Regions from separate parts of the Homo sapiens genome. Here regions 2, 3, 4, 5 and 6 are each linked to region 1. A link is a loop called in an ENCODE intact Hi-C map of the cell type or tissue named here. Cell type or tissue: A673. All regions are shown on one strand.

Region 1 (4,000 bases):
TTGCTGTGGCCACATACTCAGTATTGCACTAAGCATTTCACTTGTCTTATCTCAGTTTATTTTTACAACAAACCCTATAAGAAAATGTCCCCCCAGGAGGCTTATCTGTGAAATACTGTACAATCCCCGCACTCAACTGATGAGAAGACTGAGGTCACATAGCCAACAAGTGGTAGAAGAGTTGGTACTCAATCCAAGGTATTTCTGGCCCCAAAGCCATTTTCTTAATCCTTACCCAATACTGCTCTGAGAACAAATCTCAGATCTCATTTATCTGAGCCTCAGATTCCTCAGTTTAATGAGAGGACTGAATGGTACTATCTGCCAGCTCTGAAATGCTCTACTAAATGAAGGCTTGCTAACTTTGCAGGAAAAAAAGCCATTGAGTCAGGATTTACAATCACATCTCTCTTTTGGTCAGAACTTCAGGTATGTTTCTGAATAAGTGTTTCCACAGTTTCCTCCTGTGTGTGGTGAGTCTGAGAATGTCCTCTTTTGTTAAAAAAAAAAAAAAATCCTCCCCTAGATTCCACATACCAGCTGTAACCTTTTTCTTTGCCCCTTTTATAACCAATGCCTCATAACAGTGGTCAATACTTGCTGCCAACCCTTCCTCATTGTCCATTCTTGCCATCCTGCTCCAGTTTGGCTTTTGCCCAACAATCCACAGAAACCCCTCTTATCAAGGTCTCCTTCAGCCTCCATGATGATCTTCACCTGGAAGGAAACTATAGTTCCATGATACAGAAGAACAGGCAAAAGAAAAAAAAAAAGTCATCTACAGAACAAAACAACATTTGTGAACTATCTTCCCTGAAACTCTTAAGCTAAGTACAAAATGCAAATACACATCATTAGACATATATTCATTATTTTTCATAAAATATCTTAGTACCACAAGAGTTTCTTTTCCTTATTACACTGGTAGTTATTGTGTTCAGGAAAACTGTTAAGTAGTTTAGATTTTATTTGAACAAATATACCTATTTTGCTATTGCTATATATCACCTTAGCATATACTAGGATTATATTACATTTGTTGAGGCTGCCTAAACTAAAGAACATTTCAATATTTTGTAGCCATAGGAGATCATCTGAATTGCCTTCCTTGGGCTTAGGTAGGAAAACAGGCTGAAGGATTAATGACTCACCTAATGTCACATAACTCATATTGGTAGACCTGGAACTAGAAGCCAAATCTCAGAATTCAAATCAAGAATCATGCCATAATACCATTCTCCCTTGATATATTTCAAAAGAGGAGTGGATTTGACACAGTGAGATATGCCTTTTACTAGTCAGTAAGTGACAAGACAGTACTTAAGAAGAATTCTGAATCTCTCCTTTCTAACCCGCCTATTCCCACCCTGTTCTCAATATGTGCTTTGGCCACTTGGGAAGTGGTCCCAAGTCATTGTTTAGTCATGTTAGCTACAGTAATTAGATTTGCAAATGTTTCATCATTAAAAAAATTAGATTAGATTCAAAGTTATATCAATAATAACACCATTTTTATTCATTTTCATTCCAGTATGCTTTTCGGAGTAGAAAATAATACGGGAGGTACAGTTAAAGCTAGTACACCAGGAACTTGGCCTGACATGCAGGCTGTCTTAGGGATGCCTCAGCCTGTCCTCTAGGTTCTACCATAGGAATGGGAATGCCTGTGTACAATTGTCACCACCATGTATGGCAAAGCAGTGGTTTCAAGATGGCCAAAAGGCAGCTCAGATGTTTGGTATGAGACATTCTCACATTGCTTTGCTTTCTTGTTACTAAACATACTACATATTGGGCAGATAATTCTTTAGAACAGAAAAGTTTGGAAACAAATTTTCCTAGATGTTCATGGTTGGAGGATCAGTAGAGGACATAGCTCTCCAACCAAATCCCATTCCATCTGGTCATGAGCCAGATAAGCCAGCCACCGGCTGGGCAAATAGCATTGATGAGATGAAAAGATGTTCCCTTTAGACTGAAGAGATTGGTTTCATAAGAAACCAACCCTGACAAATTTTTCTGTTTCTTTAAAACACAATACTACATTTAAAATGGAGTTGGCCTATGTATCTTTGACCAAATCTTGTTTTCACTTCTGAAATTAGAAGCAACAAGGGAGTTGGGGGGAAAAGCCACCCTCCTCCATCTCCCTGAAGGCCAGAACAGCAGGTGTGCCTATTTTCAGAGGTAAGTGAAATATTTGCCAAATCATTTGGCACATTTCAACACAAAATGTGCCAAATTACCTGTCAAGGCTAAACGGCCTTTTTAGAAGAAAGATAAATGGCCTTCCATACACATTTGCATGGACCCACAGTGCCATCCAGTGGCTCATTATATCGGTCACAAGTGTGCAGGGCTCCACTTGTCTCCCAGGGTTTGGTTCCAAGCTGACCATCCTTGTTATGGCATTGGTTTATTTGGTACCCAGAGCCTTTGGGACTTGGTAAGGTGCAATGCATGCATTTGAAATGAGCTGGGTTGGAGGAGAGTTGGTGTCAAAGCTTGGATGTCTTGCCTATGGTGTCTTGGTGACAGCGCAAGTTTTAGAGATTCTCCAACTAGCAAACATCCATGTACCTTCTTGCATTGAATCAATGCCAAGAACAACTTACTAAACATGTCTAAACATCCCAGATCTTTGTGTTTAGTCTCTAGGCTTTGTCACCTTATGGGGACTGGGCCAGCCAGAGTATAGCAATCAACTTCATTTTACTTCCACTTGGTAAACAATTTTAAAATTCTCTACTCGTCCAATTTCTCCTTTACAATGCTTTTTTTAAGGGACTGAATTTCTCTTTACCAAGAATTCCAGGACTGCTGGGCCATATAAGTTGATGAAAAGTAAGTAAAGAGGAAGGAAGTTAGGAAATAAAAGAGGGAGAAAGAAAAAACAGAGAAGACAGGTTTGATTCTCCTCTTTTCAGACAACTGAAGGGTCAAGCTGACACTATCTCTTCAAATGTCAGTTTCTATAAACTGTAGAGCAAACAGGGTTTTTTAAAGGAAAATGGATCGTATGGTAACAGCAGCAGCTGTATGTTCCCATAAAGAGGTAGATTCCTTTTCAGATAGTAGCTGTGCAATGCTTGTAACAAAACACGGAGCTGGACCAATCAAAAGAACTGAGAACTGCTTCACTCACTCACCAGGTTGTTTCTAAAGGGGTCAGAGCTCTCACTGGGGGAACATTCTGGAAAGGAAACAAGAATCTGAACAGAAATTACAGATCGCTACAAATAGGTTGATTCTTTTCCCATTGGCTTTCCCAGCACAGCTGGACAGTGACCTGTAACATGGTTTAGCTTTAAATTATCTGAACCTGTCAGACTAGATTTAGACATTTTGGTTTGTCACTTTTTCACCTTTTTTTTAAAGGTTCCATCAAGCAAATCCACTGCTCCGATCAGCAGCCTGTTTCCTTCCCAAATAATTTAAATCCATGTGGTTCTAATCTTGACAGACCTGGGTAGACCATACCCACTGGGGCTATAGCTGCCATTTTCCATTTGCTATTTAATTTTATTTTATTTTAATACACTATTTGAAATAATCAGAATTGAAGGAAACATGAAGACTATTAACTAGGTTAATATCCCCATTTTACAGACATGAAAATTGAGGCCCATTTTCCAGTCTTCCTTTTCTAAATGAATACAAATCTTTGGCCTACAGTAAGAGGACATAATAGAAAAAGAGTCAGTTACTTTCACATTTTTTACATTAAGGAAATATCTCCAAACTTGATGTCTTCAACAAATATAATCTAAGAGTTTGGTGAAAAGATTAAGAGAATAGTGTAACTACATTTGTGTCCCCTCCTGCTGCATTCCGGGAGAGGATGTGGAATCTTCAGTGATATGTGGAATGACACACCCATTTGTGCTCTGGTAACAGAGATTCTGAGTTGCCCAGTTCTGGTGTCACTAACAGTAGGGCTGACTCTTTTGGACTTTGAAGCCTTGTAATGGAGAAATTGTGGTTTTTCTGGATTATTCCA
Region 2 (4,000 bases), 770 kb before region 1:
ATGCATTCTCACATGCCTCCTATATTCAAGACAAACTTTATTTAGGAGGAGGCTTTTATAAAAATCTTGAGTTTTCTGTGGTCATTCCAGGAAACAGCTGAATACAGTTTGTCATTTTTTGACATATCCTTAGTATTACTAATTAACAAAAATACAAATCAGCAAATTTGGTGTTTGAAAAGGACAAGCAACAGAGCATGTGAAATGCTCGCAGAGAAGGAGAGATGACTATTTCCCCGAATGGGAAGGAGAGGGTAAGGGAGTCATGACATCGCATTAATATGCCAAAGAAGCAAAAAGTACTGTGCTATTTTATGCCCTTTCAGCTTTGAGGACCTCTGTTGGAATAAGCCTAATTTAATAAATGAGAAAGTAGCCTTAACAGATGCCATGTGTTTTGTTCCTTTTTGAGTGTAAGGAAAAGGCAACTGGCAAATGAGGATTATGTGACTTGAGTGACGTTTTCTATTTTGCCCCAGAGGCTTTTCTCCCTTTCATGTTTGTGTCAACCGCTATTCAAAGTGGAGAATTAGAATACCTGGGTAGGGAATGAGTGTATATACATCCACTTACAATTTCAACTGGAATTTTTTTAAAAAAATCATCTACCTTATGCTTGAGTAGTGATCCCTTAACTTTGTCCTGGTGTTATTAGTGACCCAATCACGACTTCAGATGACCCTTGGTAGTCTGTCTTCTTGAGTTCTACTGTACACATCTGAGAGACGGTTTAAATTCTGTACAATTGGCTAGTTGGAAAGAATACAAAAAATAAAACAAAATTTAAGTCACAATTTCAGGATAATTGTAATAAAATTTTAAATGGAAAATTTCTATATTGTATATATGCAACCTATATGACATCTAAAATTGCCTATCCGGTATAGTAACTTAATACGTTTCTTCCTCATTTGAATTTACAATTGCAAATGCCCTGTAAGAAAATCCTAATTACTGGAAATCAAGTATTTTACTAAGTTACTTATTTCAATAATAAAATTTTTTTAGTTCATTGACATACGGGAGACAAGTTGGCTCACTGACTGACTTACACAGCGTATCCGTTCCTAGATTTTCAATTTTTATACTAAAAATGTTGCCACTCATTTATTTACTGGATTAGGTACACCACTACAAAATCAAACAGCTCATCTTACTCTTTATAAAGGTTTTTTTGGGTCCATCATACAATTTGTGTCCTTTACTTAAAAAATTAGAAGACATAACCAAACAAATTATAGTAATTCACCCACAGTCCCATTACCCCAAGAAAACTGTGACTAGTTTTAATTATATCTTCCCCACGATTTTCAACTGAACACACATGAAAGTGCCTAATACGTTAAATATCTTAGCTCCTGGACTTCATACGACCTCACCCATACAGTTAGAATTAGGTACTACTGAGATCGATCTGCCTTCACCTTCTCCAGCCCAGTAGCGAATAAACAATGTAAGTTTCAGAAATAAGCAAAAGAACTTTGCAGTAAAAGAGCCATGGTCCACAGGCCACACATCTCCCTGCAACTCAACTTCGGACCCAAACGCTCGCGCCTCCACACTTTCAGGAATAAATCCTACTCTTCCGCCCAAAACGGATCGACCAGGCTCGATCTCCCAACCAGACCCGCGTGGCCCCTGCGGCTGCAACGGGTAGCACTTGACGGCCGTCCGCACTTCCTCCTTTGTCTTTCCCTTATTCCTTACGTTTCTCCCTTGCTCACTCTTCCCTCCTTACCCTATCGGGGCTGCAGACCCACGGAGGCCACGTTCACTCCTGCCCGTCGGCCTTGGCAAGCGCGGGCCCCTTGTCGCGCAGAGCGGAGGGTCCTGGGAGATCCTGGGTTGGCCCAGCCACACCTTGCGCCGCCGCCGTTTCTGCTGGACACCAGGAGAAAACCACGGCAGCTGCAGCCACCAACTTCCCCTACATAGCCCCACGGGATCGGATCCCACTCCCCACTCACCGCCAGACCGGAAGCAGGAAGGCGGAAGTCGCGGCCTTTGCGTCCCGCCCACAGGCGACCCGAGCCGCCAGCCGGGCGTGAGTAAGTCTAGGGCCCAGTTTCCGGCTGCGCCATTGCTGTGTGGGTCTTGGGACCTCGAGTTGGAGGACGCGGGAGGGTGGGGGCGGGGGCAGGGCAGCGCTGAGATTTCCGGGGAGCGGCAGGTGAGGCCGCGCGGGGCGGGTGACGGCACCCGGGCGGGCTCCTTTCCAGGCTGGAGCCCGAGACTGCCACGTCCTGCGGGGACCAAGTGGTGGGCGAGGAGGCGTGGAGCGGCTTCAGGACTCGAGGAGCGGTTCCGAAGCAGCTAGGGACTTTTGCCTTTGCCCCCCGAGGTCGATCGGAAGACAACCCCCATCCCCTGCTGTAGCGGGACAGTTGGAGGGTCATGGGTGGGTGAAGTGTTTGGCTGAGGGAAACTCAGACCAAAGAGCAGCGGCAAGAAAGCAGTTGGGTCCCCACAAAACGCCCGAAGTCAAGGTGAGGGTCACACAACGACTCTTGACGATTCCGGCGAGTTCATCCTGGTGCACATCCCACTCCATGCCTCTCTCTTCTGGTTGGACAATAGTTACATCCTTACGAAAAGGAGGCAAGCTACTGGGCCTTGGTGGATCCACTCAACCTTGTTACCAAGGGACATGCCGCCATGCTATGTGAAAAGGGGGGTTTTGTTGTTTGTTTTTAATTTAAGTATCTAATTCGTTTCACGAAAGAATGATCAATACCGGCCCAGAGTAAACTTGATAAGTAATTAAACTGTCAGGGCATAGAGTTCCCATAGAGGTGCTTGTTCTTTCAATACACAAATAAAGGGATGCAAAAGTCAACATGCAGAAAGGGTGAGTTAATATTGTCTTCTAATCTACAGGAACTGAAAGATTAGCTAATCTGGTTTGGTTGGTGACCAAATTTTGTGATTGCTTGCACTGTTTGACTACCTCTGACAAATGTTGCAAGACCTCTTCACTGATTCTCCAAAGACTATAGAATGTTCTCTTTCAGGAGCAAGCTGCGACATGTTTAACTAGTTTAGGTAAAACAACAATAACTGTTATTTACCAGGGAACAGGCTTTTGGCAGATAATCTAACGATCTACGATACTGTTCGTTGGGCATATGTTAATGTTTGTAATGTTGTATTACCAGCAGTTGTTTTCTTACTCCTTTTTATTTGAAAACCTGGATGATAGTTTCAAAGCCTATGCTGCTTAGGCCTAGCCTGTACCTTAGTAGCCAGAAAAAGTAGACTCAGTCACTGGATTGTGTGCACTGAATACTTACTTGAGATAACTGATTTTTCTAAAACTTCCCCAAGTCTTGAATCCAAGATGTGGGCAGAATGTATTATTTTAACATCCTTCGTTCCAGAGGCCAATGCGTGTTTTATTTTAATCATGATAGGTGGTTTTCCCAGTTACTGCCTCCGGATACTTGCAGTGCTGCATCCCTAGTTAAAAGCCCAGAAGTCTTGGGCAGGAAGGAAGGGCATATAAAGAGAAAGCCTTTGTAGTTCTTTAGCTGTAATCTAGACCAGGGGTCCCCAACGACGGACTGGTACCTGGTTTGCAGCCTGTTAGGAACGGGGCCGCACAGCAGGAGGTGAGCGATGGGTGAGTGAGCATTTCCGTCTAAGTTCCGCCTCCTGTCAGATCAGCAGCATCATTAGATTCTCATGGTGCGAACCGTAATGTGAACTGCATGTGCGAGGGATCTAGGTTGTGCGCTCCTTATGATAATCTAATGCCTGATGATCTGAGGTGGAACAGCTTCATCCTGAAAGCATCCCCCATCCCCGTCCATGGAAAAATTGTTTTCCACGAAACCAGTCCTGGATGCCATTAAGGTTGGAGACTGCTGATCTAGACCATGCCTTTACAATCTAAGTTTGCTCATCTAGCTTCAAGTTACAGGACAGTCTGCAAGACCAGGAACAGCATAGGGGTTGCCACAGTGGAGCTCCTTACTGCAGTCTGCATTGCCTTAACTAAAGG
Region 3 (4,000 bases), 880 kb before region 1:
TAAGTAGAAGGGTGATAGTCCCACACAACCCCATGGACAAAGTAGGATCATATGGAATGGAGTAGTTTCCTAAAGAAACAATAAAGAATAGACATCAGAATACAATATGGTTAGGTTTTTAAAATTAATATAGACATGAAATGAGAGGGACCTGGATGAAGGTCTTGGTGTGGATATAAAGGGAAATATTGAAATAAAATATATTTTGTTGAAAGTTTGCATTGTCAGGGAGGGAAATAGTAGAAAAAACAACTGAACTTTAAAAAACAATTAAAAATTTTAATTTTGGTAAAAAATAAAACATATGAGGTGGTAGGATCACTTGAGGCCAGGATCAAGACCAGTCTGGGCAACATCACGAGACCCCATCTCTACAAAAAATTTAAAACTTAGCTGGGCACGTTGGCATGTGCCTGTAGTCCTAGCTACTCCAGAGGCTGAGGTGGGAGGATTTTTAGAGCCCAGGAGTTCAAGGCTGTAGTGAGTCATGATCACACCACTGTACTCATTCCTGGGTGACAGAGTGAGACTATGTCTCTAGAAAAAACAAAAATAAAATAAAAATATAACATCTTAAGCAGTTTGAAGTGTACAGTTCAATATTTTTAAATATATTCACATTGTAAAAACAACTGTAGTTTTTGAATTAGGAAATGAGTAAAGTAATAGTCCTATCAAAATATTTGAGAGATTTGAAAGGAAATGCAGTTCAGGCCTGGGAGAGGTGGGTGTCATAAACACTGATCAAGCAGGCCAGACCATAGGTTTCCAAGTCCTAGGGAGCCAATAGAATAGTCCTGGGCAGGTGATTTGTGAGACAGGAGTAGCTAACAGTGAGGAAAATGGTCTACACCTGGGCAGTTGACGTCACCATTAGACCAAATCTCAGTAGCATTCAGTAACGATTTCTAGAACTGAGATACAGGGCAAAATCCAAGGAACAAAACCCCCTTGCTACTTAATTGGTACCAGCAACAAAAGTGACTTCATATTGACAGACTGACTTGGGATATCTTACATGTTCCTCTGCTTCAATGCAAAATTCCCACAGGTAGGAACTTATAGGCCTTACTCATAAAGATCAGACAATTTCAGGGACTAGATGCTAAGCTCAGTATTACAGGAAGATACAGAACTCTGTGTAGCAGAAGTATAAAGACATACAAGTAGAGAGCATTGCTTTAAACAAAAGTTTATGACTGGAGCTCATTGAGTGGTTAGAGTTATAGATGTAATCCTGTTAGTTTCCATCGCTGAGATAAAGTTAAAATAATGAGAGCTGTTCTCTCATGTGTCATTAGTATAACTTTAAGGGGTCACTGCAAAGTAGGAATGGACCTTATTGTTATCAACAAATATTTGAGTGTTTCATTATATGTAGTGTAAGATTTAAATTTCACAAGACAAGGAGATGTATATTAACTCTTAAGAAGAGGAAAATATATATAGTATTGCTTTGTTTTAGCATTCTATTCCTTTATTTACCATGTATGCCACTACAGAAGACTTTATACTTTTATATGTTTTAATAATATGGCAAGTTTCCCAACTTACAAATCAGTTGAATCCTAAAAATTCCATGTATGTAGCTTGTTGAAATTCAACACATTTTAAAATAGAAATTGTGTTGTAAATTGTAGTTCTGTTTCCAGAATAATTCACAAATTGCTTTTAATTCACAATTCATCTTCATTGCTTCATATTAGCAAACATTGATTAGCAGTGAAATCAAGTGGTAAAGTAACTCTACAGGTTTTTGAAAGGAGATATGAAAGATAAAAAAGGAGTTGTATGTGTATATGAGAAAAACACTTTTTCAGGTGGGTGTGAGTGAGCTGAAATAAAAAAGGCAGAATAAAAAGCCCAAATTATGCATTATCTTTCTAAAGGTAAGAAAGCAGATACTGATTTCAGATTTTTCCAATACCTTTGCCAGCCAATAAGTGGTGCTATTGTCACAGAATAGTTAGGTTGTTCTGCAGCACAAAGCAAAGGGGGAAGATGTGGAAAGTATATGCCAAGTGGTTGTAAAATGGGTTGTGAAAAGGAGGCAGAAATAAAAAAGGGAGGCAGCATGAACCTGACTATATGTGGACACTGTTTTTGTAGTATAGGAGGTGATTATGCTAGTACATTTTCTTAAATTTCCATGTAAAAATTAAACATAATTCAAGACACACCTTTCCTTATCCATTCAATTTTCTTTGAGCTTTAGTTTCCTCAATTATAAAAGTGAAGATTGTTGTGAGAATTAAGAAAATAAAAATAAAGTGTCTATTAATATCATATACATAATGCTCAATAAATATAATTCTGCTCATCTAAATGAGTCAGATAACATTAATAAGCCAAATTAACATAATATTATTGACACGTTGCTAAATTAGCCTAAATTACATGATCTTCAGAACCTGGAAGCTTATAAGAAAGTAGCAAGAAATAGGGAAAAAATGTTGAGCTTTGTCATTTGCTACTAAGAATAAAGAATTGTTCAACTCCAATTATTTTATTCTTTTGTAGGTAAATATCCAGGCATGGGCTATCAGTACATCCTTGAGTAGAGAGGCAGGCTCCATTTTTATATGCACTCTGTTTTTGGAGACCCCCATCTTAAAGTAATACCATGTGGCATATCTTACTATTAGTGACTGTAGTGTTTATCTTTTTGAGCATCATTGAGAAATAATGAATAAGTAGGTAAAAATTGCAAGATTAATGGTCTTTTTGCAGCCTTCACAAGCAAAATGGAATCAACTTTTCTTTTTCATGCTCCTACAGCCTGCCTTTTGGTGCAATCACAGCTTATTAGCATATCTTTCTAACAGCGAACTAAAATAGAGAACAAAGATAAAATTCATGTCATCCAATTTTGTTAGTTATTAGCCAGGGTAAAGTTTGTCATAGGAAGAGTTTAAACGAATGACTAAAATCATATGATGCTATGGCTGGGCACGGTGGCCCACACCTGTAATCCCAGCACTTTGGGATGCCAAAGCAAGAGGATCACCTGAGGTTGGCAGTTCAAAACCAGCCTGGCCAACATGGTGAAACCCCGTCTCTACTAAAAATACAAACATTAGCTGGGCATGGTGGCGCGTGCCTGTAATCCCCAGCTACTCAGGAGGCTGAGGCATGAGAATCGCTTGAACCAAGGAGGCCGAGGTTGCGGTGAGCTGAGATCACGCCATTGCACTCCAGCCTGGGCAACAGAACGACACTCTGTCTCCAAAAAAAAAAAAAAAAAAAAAAAAAAAAAAATATATATATATATATATATATATATATATATATTTATATGGTGCTATATAAAAACTTTTGATGGAATTTTCTATCCTGTCTTTCCTTTTACTGCTGGTAATTGGCCTCAGACTACCTAAATCTTTCCCTTCACAGCAGCCTGCAGTTCTGGGGAGTCAAAGTATTAAAAATGCCTCTCCAGTGAAGGCCTGCTTGCTTGATGACAAGTGAATTGGAGAGTTGTTTTTCCCTCTTGTTGTTCAGACTTCTTTGTCTTTTCCTAAGCACTTCTTATTCCAACATGAGAAAATGACTTCTCACTGAACTCATCCTTTCTGAACACTGGAAGCAAGCCTTAAATCAAGTTCTAGCTTTAAATCATAGATTCACAGCTGAAGTAGGCTTTACATGTTCTTGGAAAACAGGATTGTAGGGAAAATGCTACATTGTCTTACAACCAGTTACTCAGTAGTTTGTGAAAGATTGCTTGACTAACTAAATGAAGAATAGTATAGGGAAAGAAGTAAATGTATGGTGGTCTTTCTGCCCATTGGCAAGATCTTGATTTTGTTTAGTAAATGAATATATGTATTCACAGATGGACTGGGGAATCTCAGAAGTACAGTACTTGGTCTGAATCAATGATTTTCACAGGACTCTTTAGAATCCTAGGAGTGTGAGGAGGTAACTACATGTAAGGGGAGGGGAGAAAAGGTGGGTGGTACTCTGAACCCCTCCCTTAACCAGAGAGGCTCTGCTTGAA
Region 4 (4,000 bases), 250 kb before region 1:
ATCCCTGGCCTTCTCTTTGAGACTGTGGTCCTCATTCTTGTTGACTGTTTCCCAGGCTTACATTATAACACCTGTGATGCTATAAACCCCAGCTACTAACAAATAGTAATAAGATTGTGTCCTCTCATTTTTTGAGCACTAGCAAGGTGCATGCTTAGAAATAATCATAGGATTGATTCAAATTGAATTCTAGGGAAGCAAAGCATTAAAGTAAAGGGAGGTGATAGGATTTATCATTAATAAGGCCAACTGAACTGTGGAGTGGTCAGCGTTTTTTTGAAATCTCTGGTGCATTGTACCAATCAAGCCAAAGAGCCACAATCTAGCGTGTATTTTTAATGCAAGCTGTTCGATGTCATAGCAGCAAAATTAATAATACCCATCTCTCAGAAACCTGATCTCAGCTGATGCTATTTTATCAGGAAAATAATTTCTTATAGTTAGTTGGATGTACCAAACACATGTTTCCAGCTGGTCAGCAATCTTCCTTCTTAACCTTTAATCTGCTCCAGGCTGTTCCTACAGATTACCAGACAAATGACGTTTTGAGAATTATGGGTCTCTGCAGGTTGAAGGAGGCAGCTTCATTGCTACTATTTGGAGGGTTGCCTCCCACTGAAGGTCAGTGTGGGTCTGTGCTTGTGTGGGCCTGGTGGTATATGCAGGGGAGCTATGTGCACTAAGGGAAATGGTTTTGTGTATGCATGCTTTTCTTTTAGTGTGGGTTATCAAGCTGAACCTTTGAAGTGTCATTTTACTTGTTCAGAAGGGAGGCAGAGAGGGGGCCCTAATTTTACAAGTACATGGGGATTTCTTTCCCCTCTCTTAAGTCTCTCTTGAAGAACATCACCCTCCAAATCTGGAGATTTCATCTGCTTTTAAGCTGGAAGCTTCTTCTTTAATGGCTTTGTGACTCACAGAGCTCGGGTGATGGTTGCTTTTTCTGTGTGTAGAACTATAATCCTTCTCAATTATCAAAGACATAAATTACTATTATTTCCTTACCAGATCGAACATCTTGCTTAAATATGTGAAAGAAAAATTGTTGGTTGTCTGGTGAATTTTCCTCTTGGAAAAACTGCCTATTCTTAATCTACAAGTTCAATGAAAGTTCAAAAGTTTATCAGTGCAAACTCTATATTCTAATAATTCATCAACCAGCTTCTACATCCACATCAGTAGACTCCAGGTTGAGACGTTTTTGTCTTTTCTCCCATGTAAAAGTAATCAAACAGCACATTTCCCGGGCATATCACAAAAACCTATTGATCATAATCAGAGCACAGATGGTATGAGAGAGCTTGGCTGACACACAGGCCCTGATGTCAATCACAGGAACAAATTGATTTTGACTGCCCGGTCATGATTCTTCTACCACAGCAGAATTCCATTCAGTGTTGTGTTTGGAGAATTTTGAGCAGACAGCATTTCTGAAGGGGTGTCATAGTCCAAAGTTATCATAGAGGTAAACTTGATTACTGAAAAAATGGTGATTTTAATGTACTTCGTACTTACCTTTACGACAAGAAGGTCAATGTCTTTCTCCTGTGTTGAAAGAGCTCTCATCAATTTAAAATTTATCCTGATTTATGTCTGCTAATTAGGGGAAAGGAAAATACTGATTTGCATTCTTCTATGACAGTATGCAGTGCCATTACTACTTTTCTCCAACTGGATTTGTTTTCTTACTCATTTTTTAAAACTTAATTTCTTTTTCAAAGATGCCAAATCGATGTTTATTTCTAAATTTTACAAATTATTCTCTTTAAAATTTCAAAACAAATGAAACTTTCACCAAATTTGTAGCTCACTTGCACTCCATGGATCTAAATCCCTCATTTAATTTTCTTCCTTTTCCTACACTTCTTATGTTAAGCAATACTTATTTTATAAGATTCTTAAAAAAAAAACCCTAATTATTTTCTGTCCAGAAGTACCCTGCTTTCCAGCCTCTTTACCTGGTGCATGTTATTTTTTCCTTCCTTCCTTCCTTCCTTCCTTCCTTCCTTCCTTCCTTCCTTCCTTCCTTCCTTCCTTCCTTCCTTCCTCCCTTCCTTCCTCCGTCCCTCCCTCCCTCCCTCCGTTCCTAATCCTGGGGTTATCCCTGCTGCAGGGATCTCTGCCATCTCTACATGGGAGCTATGTGCAGGCAGGTGGCCTATAAGTAAATCATGTTAAGTAAAACCTAATAATTTTCATTAAAATTATTAAAGCACTTACACTATCAGTCTTTCCCTTATGACCTGAGCATAGATATGTATGCTGGAGAATAATGCAGAAAGAGAGGGCCAATACCCCCCAATACCACTGTAAAATCCTCTGTGAGAGCCAGATAAGAAGGCACCTTCTTTGATACCATCCATTACTGTCTATTACTTTACTGCTTCATACATCAAGGCTGCCAGGACAAGTTCAACAGGGAATTGGTCTGACTCCATCAGGGAAGGGGTTTGGAATTTGAATGAAGAATGGCTTGGAGACCAGCCTGCTCTGTCTTTATCCTAGCCCCAGCCCCACGCATGTTTTCCACCTGGTCCTTCTTTCTTGTCATTTAGCTATCCTACACCTTTTCTCTCAAATTGCTTCCTACCTATGCCCTCTCACTGATATGGAGAGGGGAGCTAGGCAATGATGCTTTCATATTACTTGTCTTTAAACACCTAAGCCTGCTCTACAGCCATTGTTGATTGAACCAAAAGTGGACATTTCTCTCAAGGGGAACCAATCCATGGACTGGTCTAATCCAACTAGATGCCTCATCTCCAGAATTCAAGTCAAGAGATACACAACCTGGAGTCAGATACTGTTGGGTGCTTGGAATCAAAGGCATATTGGTCCTGGAGGAATCAAAGATCACCCAGGCCTGGGTCAGCCATTTTTGGCCATGTGTACTCTGATGAGTCAGTCAATGGAGAAAGCTTGTCCATGAAGTCAAGAAAGAGATCAAAGCTGGCAAAGAGATGAGAGACTTCAGGCTCCTGTCAGGAACAGAAGAGTAACCCTGGCTCTGGGTTTTGCAGTATCAGACTTGTCAGAATTCCTGTGGCCCAGATCCCCTAGCTCTTGTCCTGGAATGCTCTTACGCTTGCCTGCAGTGCTTTTGAATTGGTCCCTGCTTTTCTTAAACTGGCTGGAATGAGTTTCTATTCTTCACAACCAAATATGCTTTGTCTAGAAAGTCTCCTGTTAGAGAGATTCAGATGGGGAATTTCAGTCTCCTTCATCGCCCTAGTTGAGTGTCTGGAAACTCTAGGAGATCATGTGTTCTCTTCCATTCAGCTGAGTGCAGTTTCACAAGAGAGACTATGCTGGGAGAAGAAGGTATTATTCTTTAAGTGTTCAAATCTCTCAACTTCACCTTCAAGGTCCTTGGCACTCATCCTCCACCTCTCGCTCTGATGATTGTCCTGCTGTGGCTCTGACCACTCACTTAAACCATCTGCTTTATTAATTGTTCCCTCTGGTAGATAAAAGTTGGCAACACTTTTTCTTTTGTCTATTTTTCCCATTGAGAGATACAGTCTAATTCCCATTCCCTTGAACATAGGCTGGCCTTCAAGACCTGCTTAAACATTCGAATGTGGTAGACATGATGTTTGGGTCTTCTAAGGCTAAATCACAAGAAACCTTGCAACTTCTGGCTGTGTCTCTGGGAACAATCTCTTGGAAGCCTCTGCTGCCTTGTAAGAAATCCTACTACCCTGAAGTTGCCATATTGTGAGAAGCCCTAGACAAGGGGCAAATAATAGGGAGTGAGGAAGGGGGAGATAGGGAGAGAGAGAGAGAAAGAGACCACAGACTCCAAGCACCAAACGTATGAGTGAAGAAGCCATGTTGGAAATGGACCCTAGTGCCATGTAGAGCAGAGATAGGCCACCCAGCTGAGCCTTTCCTGAATGACTGCGACACAAAAATTGTGAGAACGATAAAATTTTTGTTTTAATCCACGTAGTTTTGAGGTAGTTTGTCACACACCAACAAAGAACCAGAATATTCCTAG
Region 5 (4,000 bases), 980 kb before region 1:
ATCAAGGAACTCATGACCTCAAGTGATCTGCCCGCCTCAGCCTCCCAAAGTGCTAGGATTACAGGCATGAGCCACCGTGCTCTGCTGTCCTTTTTTTTTTTTTTAAATAGTAGCCATCCTAACAAGTATAAGGTGATAGCTTATTGTGGTTTTAACTTGATTTCCTTGTTGGCTAGTGATATTGAGAACCTTTTCATATACTTGTTGGCTATTTTGTATGTTTTCTTTGGAGAAATGCCTGTTAGTTCCTTTGCCCATTTTAAAATCAATTTATTTGGTTTTTTGCTATTAAGTCATAGAAGTCACTGATACATTTTGGTTTTTAATCATTTATGAGATATGGTTTGCAAATATTTGTCCTATTCCATAGGTTGCCTTTGTATCCTTTGCTTTGCAGAAGTATTTTGGTTTGACGTAATCAGACTTATCTATTTTTGCTTTTGTTGTTTTGTGCTTTTGGTGTCATATCCAAGAAATCATTGCCAAAGCCAATGTCAAGAAGCTTTTTCCCTGTTTTCTTCTAAGAGTTTTGTAGTTTAAGGACTTACATTGAAATCTTTAATTCATATTGAGTTGATTTTTATATACAGTGTGAGATAAGCGTCCAATTTCATTCCTCTGCATGTGGATATCTAGTTTTCCCAATACCATTTATTTGAAGAGATTATCTTTTCTTCACTGTGTGTTCTTGGCATAATTGTCAAAACTCACTTGTCCTCATGTGTGGGTTTATTACTAGGTTCTGTCTTCTGTTCCAATAGTTTATATGTCTGGTTTTATACTGGTACCATACTGTTTTGATTACTGTAGCTTTTAAACGTATTTTGAAATCAGACAGTGTGATGCGTCCAGATTTGTTCTTCCTGCTTAAAATTGTTTTGGCTACTCAGTGTCTTCTTGTAATTCCATATGAATTTTAGGATTGTTGTTTCTATTTCTGGAAAAAAAAAGTCATTGGAGTTTTGTTAGAGATTGTGTTGAATCTGTAGATTGCTTTGGGTAGTATGAGCACTTTAACAATATTAATTCTTCCAGTCCATGAACATATCAGATGTCATTGCATTTATTCCTGTCTGCTTGAAAGCATTTCTTTCATCCATGTTTTATAGTTTTCAGTGAATAAGTCTTTCACTTCCTTAGTTTGTTGCTAAATATTTTACTTTATTGATGTTATTGTAAGTAGGTTGTTTTCTTAATTTCCTTTTCAGATAATTTGTTGATAGTACCTAGACATGCAATAGATTTTTGTATGTTGACTTTGTTTTTTTTTTTTTGAGATAGAGTCTCGCTCTGTCACTCAGGCTGGAGGGCACTGGCGCGATCTCAGCTCACTGCAACCTCTGCCCCTGGGGCCTAAGTGATCCTCCTAAGTACTGGGACTACAGATATGTGCCACCATGCCCAGCTAATTTTTGTATTTTTTGTAGAGATGAGATTTCACCATGTTGCCCAGGCTGGTTTTAAACTCCTGGGCTCAAGTGATCCACCTGCCTCGGCCTCCCAAAGTGTTGGGATTATAGGCATGAGCCACCATGCCTGGCCTCTATGTTGACTTTGTATCCTGCAACTTTGCTGAATTCATTCATTAGTCTGAACAGCTTTTTTTGTGTGTGGAATCTTTGGGGATTTCTATATGTAAGGTCATCATCTGTGGCTTCTTCCGCTCTAATTTGGATGCCATTTATTTGTTTTTCTTGCCTAGTTGCTCTTGCTAGAACTTCTGTTTTTGAATAGGAGTGGTGAGAGTAGGCATCCTTGTCTCATTCCTAACCTTAGAGGAAAAGCTGTCTGTTTTTCACTCTTGAATATAATATTAACTGTGGATTTGTCATATATGGCCTTCATTATGTTGAGGTGCATCCCTTCTATACCTGACACTAAGAATTTTTATCTTAAAAAGGACTGAATTTTGTTAAATGCGTTTCCTGCATCTATTGAGATGGTCATACAGTTTTTGTCCTTCATTTTGTTGATTTGGTATATCACATTGATTTGTATATGTTATCTCAATTTTTTGAAGTGTTACTTATACGTTTATAAAAGTTGTGAGCCAAGAAAAATTTGTGCTGAGGTTTTTATGAAAACATTTACTGCCAAACTATATTTTCTATACTTTCTGTATTTCTGTGTGAGTATATTTAGACACACGTATATTTGGATTATCAGTGTGCCAAACATTATTTATAATATCATCTCCTGAATTTTATATTTTATTTTTTTTAGTTAAAAAGAAAATACTGCCTTTTGAATATGAAGTTCTCAAACACTTTTGAGAAACCAGATCAAAAGAGGTATTAACCAAACTTTGAGAAACCGGATCAAAAGAGGTATTAACCAATTTTAAAGTTGATAATTTAAAATTGAGGTTTGCTAATCAGAAATAGAATTTTGCTTATAACTGAAGGGTGTTTTATACCTTTTGTGCTTCCTTTTTAAGAATATTAGTTGGATTTTACCTTTTGTTCTAACTTGAGAATCACTGTTTTATTTATTTTTAATTATTGAATTAAAATATAGTAGAGAGAATGAGAAAGCAAACCTCCACATACCTGAAGCTTACTTTTTACAGTTATACTTGTGGTTAAATATAATTTTCTTCCTAACCCCCAGTTATCTTTCCTATTTTATTTTGAAGCAGGTAACAAACATCTTGTCAATTTACCTATAAACATTTCAGTATGTATCTTTTAAACACAAGCACTCCTGTTTTTAAATGTAACAATAACACCATCATCATATATAGAAATAAATCCCTTAATATCATCAGATATCCAGCCATTCACATTTTCTTGGTTATCGTATAATGTTATAATGTTCTTGTTTATTGGCTGATCTGTTTACTTTTTTTTTTTTTAACAGTTTATGTCTCTATAGATTCTCCCTTTATCTTTTTAAAAGCTGTTCTTCTGATTCCTGATTACCCTCCTTAGATGTCTTTTGCAGCATAGCCCTCAATTTACTTGAAATTAGCTGTCTGCACCCAGACAGACCCCAGTGAATATTACAGGCCAGTAGCTCCTCATTGTGCTCTGGTAGAATTACTTTGGTAGAACTGTATTCAATACAGAGTTCCTTCACTTTCAGCCCCTGCTAGTGGGAATCTGAAGACTGTCAGTATCAGGTGAAAGTTGTAGTTGCCTGTGAGAAATAGGGAAGGGGCTCATTGGGACACTGACCATGTGTTATTGTTTGGGTTTGTTCTTTTGGTGTTTTCTTTTTGCTGTTTTTTGAAAAACCTGTATTTTGTGTATAACCTGTATTAGTGATAACCAGGACTCCCTGTAGTAGCACTAGTGGCATTTTTGAATTTTTTGGACTTGACTGTTAACATTTGCCACTTGCTCTTAGCCTTGCTCCTCCAATTTTGGGGTTTTCTCAGAACCTATTTTTGGAAAACTATATTGATTCTTTCTAAGCAAGTCTGTTCACTTGTGCTAATTCACAGGCCAGTCAGCACTGCTAAGTTTGCTTTTCATCTCATCCTGTGTCATTTGTTAATTTTCTCATGTGACAGATAGTTATTGACTACTGCTCTAAGCAAAACATCTGTTTTATGTATTTCAGAACTTTTGGCCTTAGTGTCTGACCTTTTAATGGTACCTTTGTTTTCTAGCATAGCTGTATCTCCTCTCATATATTCTTTAATAAATTCAATTGGGTTTTGGGAGATAAAGGAAGTAAACATGAATCATAGGCTATTTTAATCTGAAGTTTTCATATTTAATTTGTAACAAATTGAAAACACATTTTTTTCATTCATTTTGTTCTCAGCTACTTATAATCTTCCAATCTTTTTAGTGATACTTAAAGTAATGATAACTATTATTTATTAGGTGCTAACTCTGATTACTTAACATTTTTATAACAACCATGTAACCAGGGATTATTATCCTCATTTTAAATATGAAGTGATTGTTATGTTTCTGAATACTTAAATGTACTTTATATGCATGTGCCTGGATATAAAGTAGATGCTGAAAAAGCAGCTATTCAGTGAATT
Region 6 (4,000 bases), 1.3 Mb before region 1:
ATCGCTTTCACCAGTTACCTTAAACGCCTCACCAGCTTCTCTGCCTTACAATCTATTCTGTCCCTATTATTCAATTAACTCTGTTCTAGAACAAAGACTCCATCACTGCTCAAAACACTAACAGTAGCTGCCTTCTCTGTTTCTTTTTTCTTTTTTTTTTTTTTGTTTTTTGTTTTTTTGTTTTTTGTTTTGAGAGGGAGTCTTGCTCTGTTGCCCAGGCCTGGAATGCACTGGCACAATCTCGGCTCACTGCAAGCTCTGCTTCCTGGGTTCATGCCATTCTCCTGCCTCAGCCTCCCGAGTAGCTGGGACTACAGGCACCTGCCACCACGCCCAGCTACAATTTTTTTGTATTTTTAGTAAAGACGGGATTTCACTGTGTTAGCCAGGATGGTCTCGATCTCCTGACCTCGTGATCTGCCCACCTCAGCCACCCAAAGTGCTGCGACTACAGGCGTCAGCCACTGTGCCCGGCCTTTTTTTTTTTTTTCTTCTTTAAGAGACAGGGTCTCACTATGTTCCCCAGGCTGGCCTTAAAAATCCTGTAGCACACCAACACGGCACATGTATACATATGTAACAAACCTGCACGTTGTACACATGTACTCTAGAACTTAAAGTATAATAATGAAAAAAAAAAATCCTGAGCTTAAGGAATCCTCTGGCTTCAGCCTCCTAAGTAGCTAAGACTACAGGCGCATGGCACTATGCCTCGCTTTAATAACTTCTCCTTTTGAAATAAAACCCTACTCCATAGTCAGAAATGTAAGAAATTCCACCAAATGTATCCCTCATGATTTCCTGACCTAAGATTTCTGTTCCAGCCGGGTCATCCTCCTCCCTTTTCTCCCAGGAAGCTTATTTGTGTGTTTTTGACTGACAGCCTTGATCTTGCCATCTTTCCTTTTCCTTCCCATCCCTTCTTTTTATCCAGATCCTGCACTGTTTAGCCGACCCAGGCTGAAGTCCTGCTCCTCCTCCGTCTCCTTCCCCTTCTCCTTCTCCTCCCCATCCCCCTCCCGTTCCATAAGGTTCCAAACACTCCAGTCCACACCAACTGGATCACAGACACAATTCCTACAATGGCCAGGCAGATAACATAATCATGATACAGTCTGGTATAATATTATAGGGAAATGGTGGGGAATGTGGCCACTGGAGTGAGTTTGCCCCATCTAAAGACTTTCCGGTTCATAATGTATTAAGACACTGTGCTAGAAGTTAATAATGTTAAGTGTCTATGAGAAAGAGAACTGAGTGGCTGGGGGAGGGATATGTGAGGAAGGCTTTTCATTGCATATGCCCTTTTGCACTTTGTAAATTTCGAACCACATAAATGTATTATCTTCACAAAATATACAAAATTTAAAAATAAAAAGGAGATAGAAAAAACTTGATGACTAAACCACAATACTGGTCAAACAAAATAGATATGTCAACCCAATGACTGCCAGTGTAACTGATTATTTGTTATGGGTTATTTTAGGTAATTAATTAAATACTGTCTTGATTCTGCTAAGTAGCAGAATCTTTTTCATACAGACACACACACACACACACACACACACACACACTCTCTCTCTCTCTCTCTCTCTCTCTCTCTCTCTCTCAAAAGAGATTATAAAGTCAGGCAGATAAAGAATCACATTATATTTCCTTTTTAGATCCTTCACTGCCACGGATTGGAAAACATGTGATAGGTACTCCATACCTGGAAACATAAAAGTTTAGAACTAAAAAGGATCTTAAAGATCTAGTCCTCCCTGTCATTTTTTTCTTTTTTATTTTTTCTTTTTTTTATGAGACAAGGTCTCTCTCTGTCACCCAGGCTGAAGTACAGTGGCATGATCATGGCTCACTGCACCCTTGAACTCTGGGACTCAAGCTATCTGCCCCACTCAGCCTCTGGAGTAGCTTGGTCTATGGTACATGCCACCACTTCACCTAACTAAACTTTTAACTTTTTGTAAAGACAGGGTATCACTTTGTTGCCCTGTCAGTTTATATTTGAGAAAACCAATGCCCAGTAAGGCTAAGAACTTATCCAACTAATCACAGGACAACAACCCATGACGATGAAATGAGTAAAAACAAAAGAAAAATAAAATCACACTAACAAGTTTTGTGCTTTCCTAGAAAAACAAAAGATGTCCACTAGAGGGAGGAAGTAGTCCATTAATTTAAAGGTGAGGTATCTAAAACGGGTCCAAAAGACCTATTGGGTAGTGATGAAAGAATTTTTCCCAGGGCCACAGAAAATGACTTAAGGGCCACCTCCCTCAAACAACTTAAATTTGAGTTTCTTTCACTGGAGGTACAAATACAGGTTTTGCAAATCTCTAGCTTAAGAAAGTTATTAGCATATGGTAAAATAAAATTTTTTTTTTTGGTGTATAGCCCTATCAAGTTTAACACATGTATACACTTGTGTATCTACCACCAAAATCAAGAAACAGAACTATTCCATTACTCCCGAAAACGCTCCTTCCTGCTCTCCCTTTACAGTCGCACCCTTCTGCCACCCAGCGGTGCTACATTGTATGGATGTACAATAGTTATCCATTCACCCATGGAAGAATGTTTAGGTTATTTCCAGTTACTGGCAATCTATAAATATTCACTTAACGAGTTTTTGTGTAAACATTGTTTTTGTCTCTCTAGGATAAATACCCAGGAGTAGGAATGCTGAATCATATAGTCAATGTACTTATTAACTTTAAAAGAAACTAACTTTTCCAAAGTGACTAACAATCTAGGTGTCCAACAGCAATGTATAAGATTTCCAGTGACTGCATCCTCACTAGCACTAGATATCATTAGTATTTTTATTTTAAACATACTAATAGATACATAGTTGTATCTCCCTAGGGCTTTAATTTGCATCACCCTAATGTATACTACATCAAACATCTTTTCAAATGCCCATCTGCTAACTGCATACTTTTGGTGATATGTCTTTTCAAGTCTTTTGCTCATTTTTCAATTGGATTGCTTGTTTACTTACTGTTGAGTTGATGAGCTCTTTACATATTCTTGATAGCACTCCACTGTCACATATGTGGTTTGCAAATATTTTCCCCATCTGTAGCTTGTCCTCTCATCCTCTCATCCAATGTCTTTCACAGAGCAAAAATTGTTCATTTTGATGAAATCCAGTTTATCATATTTTTCCTTTATGTTTGGTGCTTTTAGTGTCATGTCTAAAAACTCTTTGCCTAATACCAAAACAAAGATTTTTCTCCTGTTTTTCTAAAAGTTCTGTAGTTTTATATTTAAATCTATGATCCACTTTGAACTAATATTTGTATGAAGTATAAGGTTTATGTTGAGGTTCTTTTTTTATTTTGGCACATGCATGGATGGATGCCCAATTATTCCAACATAATTTGCTGAAAATACTCATCTTTTCCCATTAAATAGAATTTACATCTTTGTAAAAAAATCTATTGGCATATTTATATGTATCTGTTTCTGGACTCTCTATTCTGTACCACTGATCTATATGTCTTTCACTTCACCAACACCATAGTATTAACTTCTATGGCTTTCTATACTAAGCCATAAAACTGGGTAGTATGATTCCTCTGCTTTTTACATTAAGAACTGTGAAAGTAACATTATTCAATAAATCTGGCGATAGCTACATAACAAACTTTAGTTTCAAATTAAAATCAGTATTTTGAAAATAGGCCAGAAAAGCAAGAAAGTATGAGAGAAAAGGAATAGAAAGAAAGAGGAAGAAAAAGAGAAGTTGAAACATGAGAATGACACACACAGAGGTAGAAACAAAAAAGAAAAAAGAGAAGGAAAGAAAAAAAGGAATGAGACAGGCAGGAAATAAAAAGAAAATGGTCCCTACATGTTAGATCTCAATCCCCACCATCTGAGCTGTGAATTTCTACCTGTAAGCCATGAAAACCTTCCCAGTTCAACCACCCACCAGAGCTAGCACCAGTGATGAGAGCAAGTCAGGAGCCATGTATAGGCTCCATGCCAGAGA

Evidence for each region. Peaks named below come from ENCODE experiments on the same cell type or tissue, not always from the same donor. Only the 100,000 strongest peaks of a DNase experiment are listed, where the experiment ranks them.
Region 2: a loop joins it to region 1, with 5 times the contacts of the local background. A loop is called at or near these places in 11 of 110 quality-filtered maps.
Region 3: a loop joins it to region 1, with 10 times the contacts of the local background. A loop is called at or near these places in 23 of 110 quality-filtered maps.
Region 4: it touches region 1 in a loop (18-fold over the local background); 2 of 110 quality-filtered maps call a loop at or near these places.
Region 5: a loop joins it to region 1, with 10 times the contacts of the local background. A loop is called at or near these places in 35 of 110 quality-filtered maps.
Region 6: it touches region 1 in a loop (4-fold over the local background); 34 of 110 quality-filtered maps call a loop at or near these places.

The regions. Positions count from the first base shown.
Region 1 is chr5:61,931,893-61,935,892 of GRCh38, forward strand. No RefSeq gene overlaps it. Among named protein-coding and RNA genes, the nearest start is that of LINC03123, 200 kb to the left of the region's middle. In A673, a CTCF peak has its summit at 2,326 (motif pointing left); a DNase peak (open chromatin) is centred at 2,309; H3K27ac peaks cover 892 bases.
Region 2 is chr5:61,160,479-61,164,478 of GRCh38, forward strand. It overlaps SMIM15 (small integral membrane protein 15), which reads right to left and starts at 1,990. Exons shown (of 3, transcript NM_001048249.4): 1 at 1,739-1,990; 2 at 610-749. SMIM15-AS1 (SMIM15 antisense RNA 1) reads left to right here and starts at 1,838. Exons shown (of 4, transcript NR_109908.1): 1 at 1,838-2,048. RefSeq lists enhancers at 1,157-2,053, 1,539-1,618, 1,689-1,948, 2,479-2,578, 2,619-2,678 and a silencer at 2,129-2,238. In A673, no CTCF peak of the experiment used is centred here; a DNase peak (open chromatin) is centred at 2,033; H3K4me3 peaks cover 3,538 bases; H3K27ac peaks cover 2,010 bases.
Region 3 is chr5:61,053,663-61,057,662 of GRCh38, forward strand. The region is part of intron 1 of NDUFAF2 (NADH:ubiquinone oxidoreductase complex assembly factor 2); the gene reads left to right. Among named protein-coding and RNA genes, the nearest start is that of SMIM15-AS1, 110 kb to the right of the region's middle. In A673, a CTCF peak has its summit at 1,937; a DNase peak (open chromatin) is centred at 1,979.
Region 4 is chr5:61,682,006-61,686,005 of GRCh38, forward strand. All of the region lies in intron 1 of LINC03122 (long intergenic non-protein coding RNA 3122), which reads left to right. The region is part of intron 5 of LINC03152 (long intergenic non-protein coding RNA 3152); the gene reads right to left. Among named protein-coding and RNA genes, the nearest start is that of LINC03152, 14 kb to the right of the region's middle. In A673, no CTCF peak of the experiment used is centred here; DNase peaks (open chromatin) are centred at 816, 1,466 and 2,096; H3K27ac peaks cover 3,850 bases.
Region 5 is chr5:60,954,659-60,958,658 of GRCh38, forward strand. All of the region lies in intron 1 of NDUFAF2 (NADH:ubiquinone oxidoreductase complex assembly factor 2), which reads left to right. Among named protein-coding and RNA genes, the nearest start is that of NDUFAF2, 11 kb to the left of the region's middle. In A673, no CTCF peak of the experiment used is centred here; no DNase peak of the experiment used is centred here.
Region 6 is chr5:60,675,754-60,679,753 of GRCh38, forward strand. All of the region lies in intron 2 of DEPDC1B (DEP domain containing 1B), which reads right to left. Among named protein-coding and RNA genes, the nearest start is that of DEPDC1B, 22 kb to the right of the region's middle. In A673, CTCF peaks have their summits at 2,147 (motif pointing right) and 2,347; a DNase peak (open chromatin) is centred at 2,188.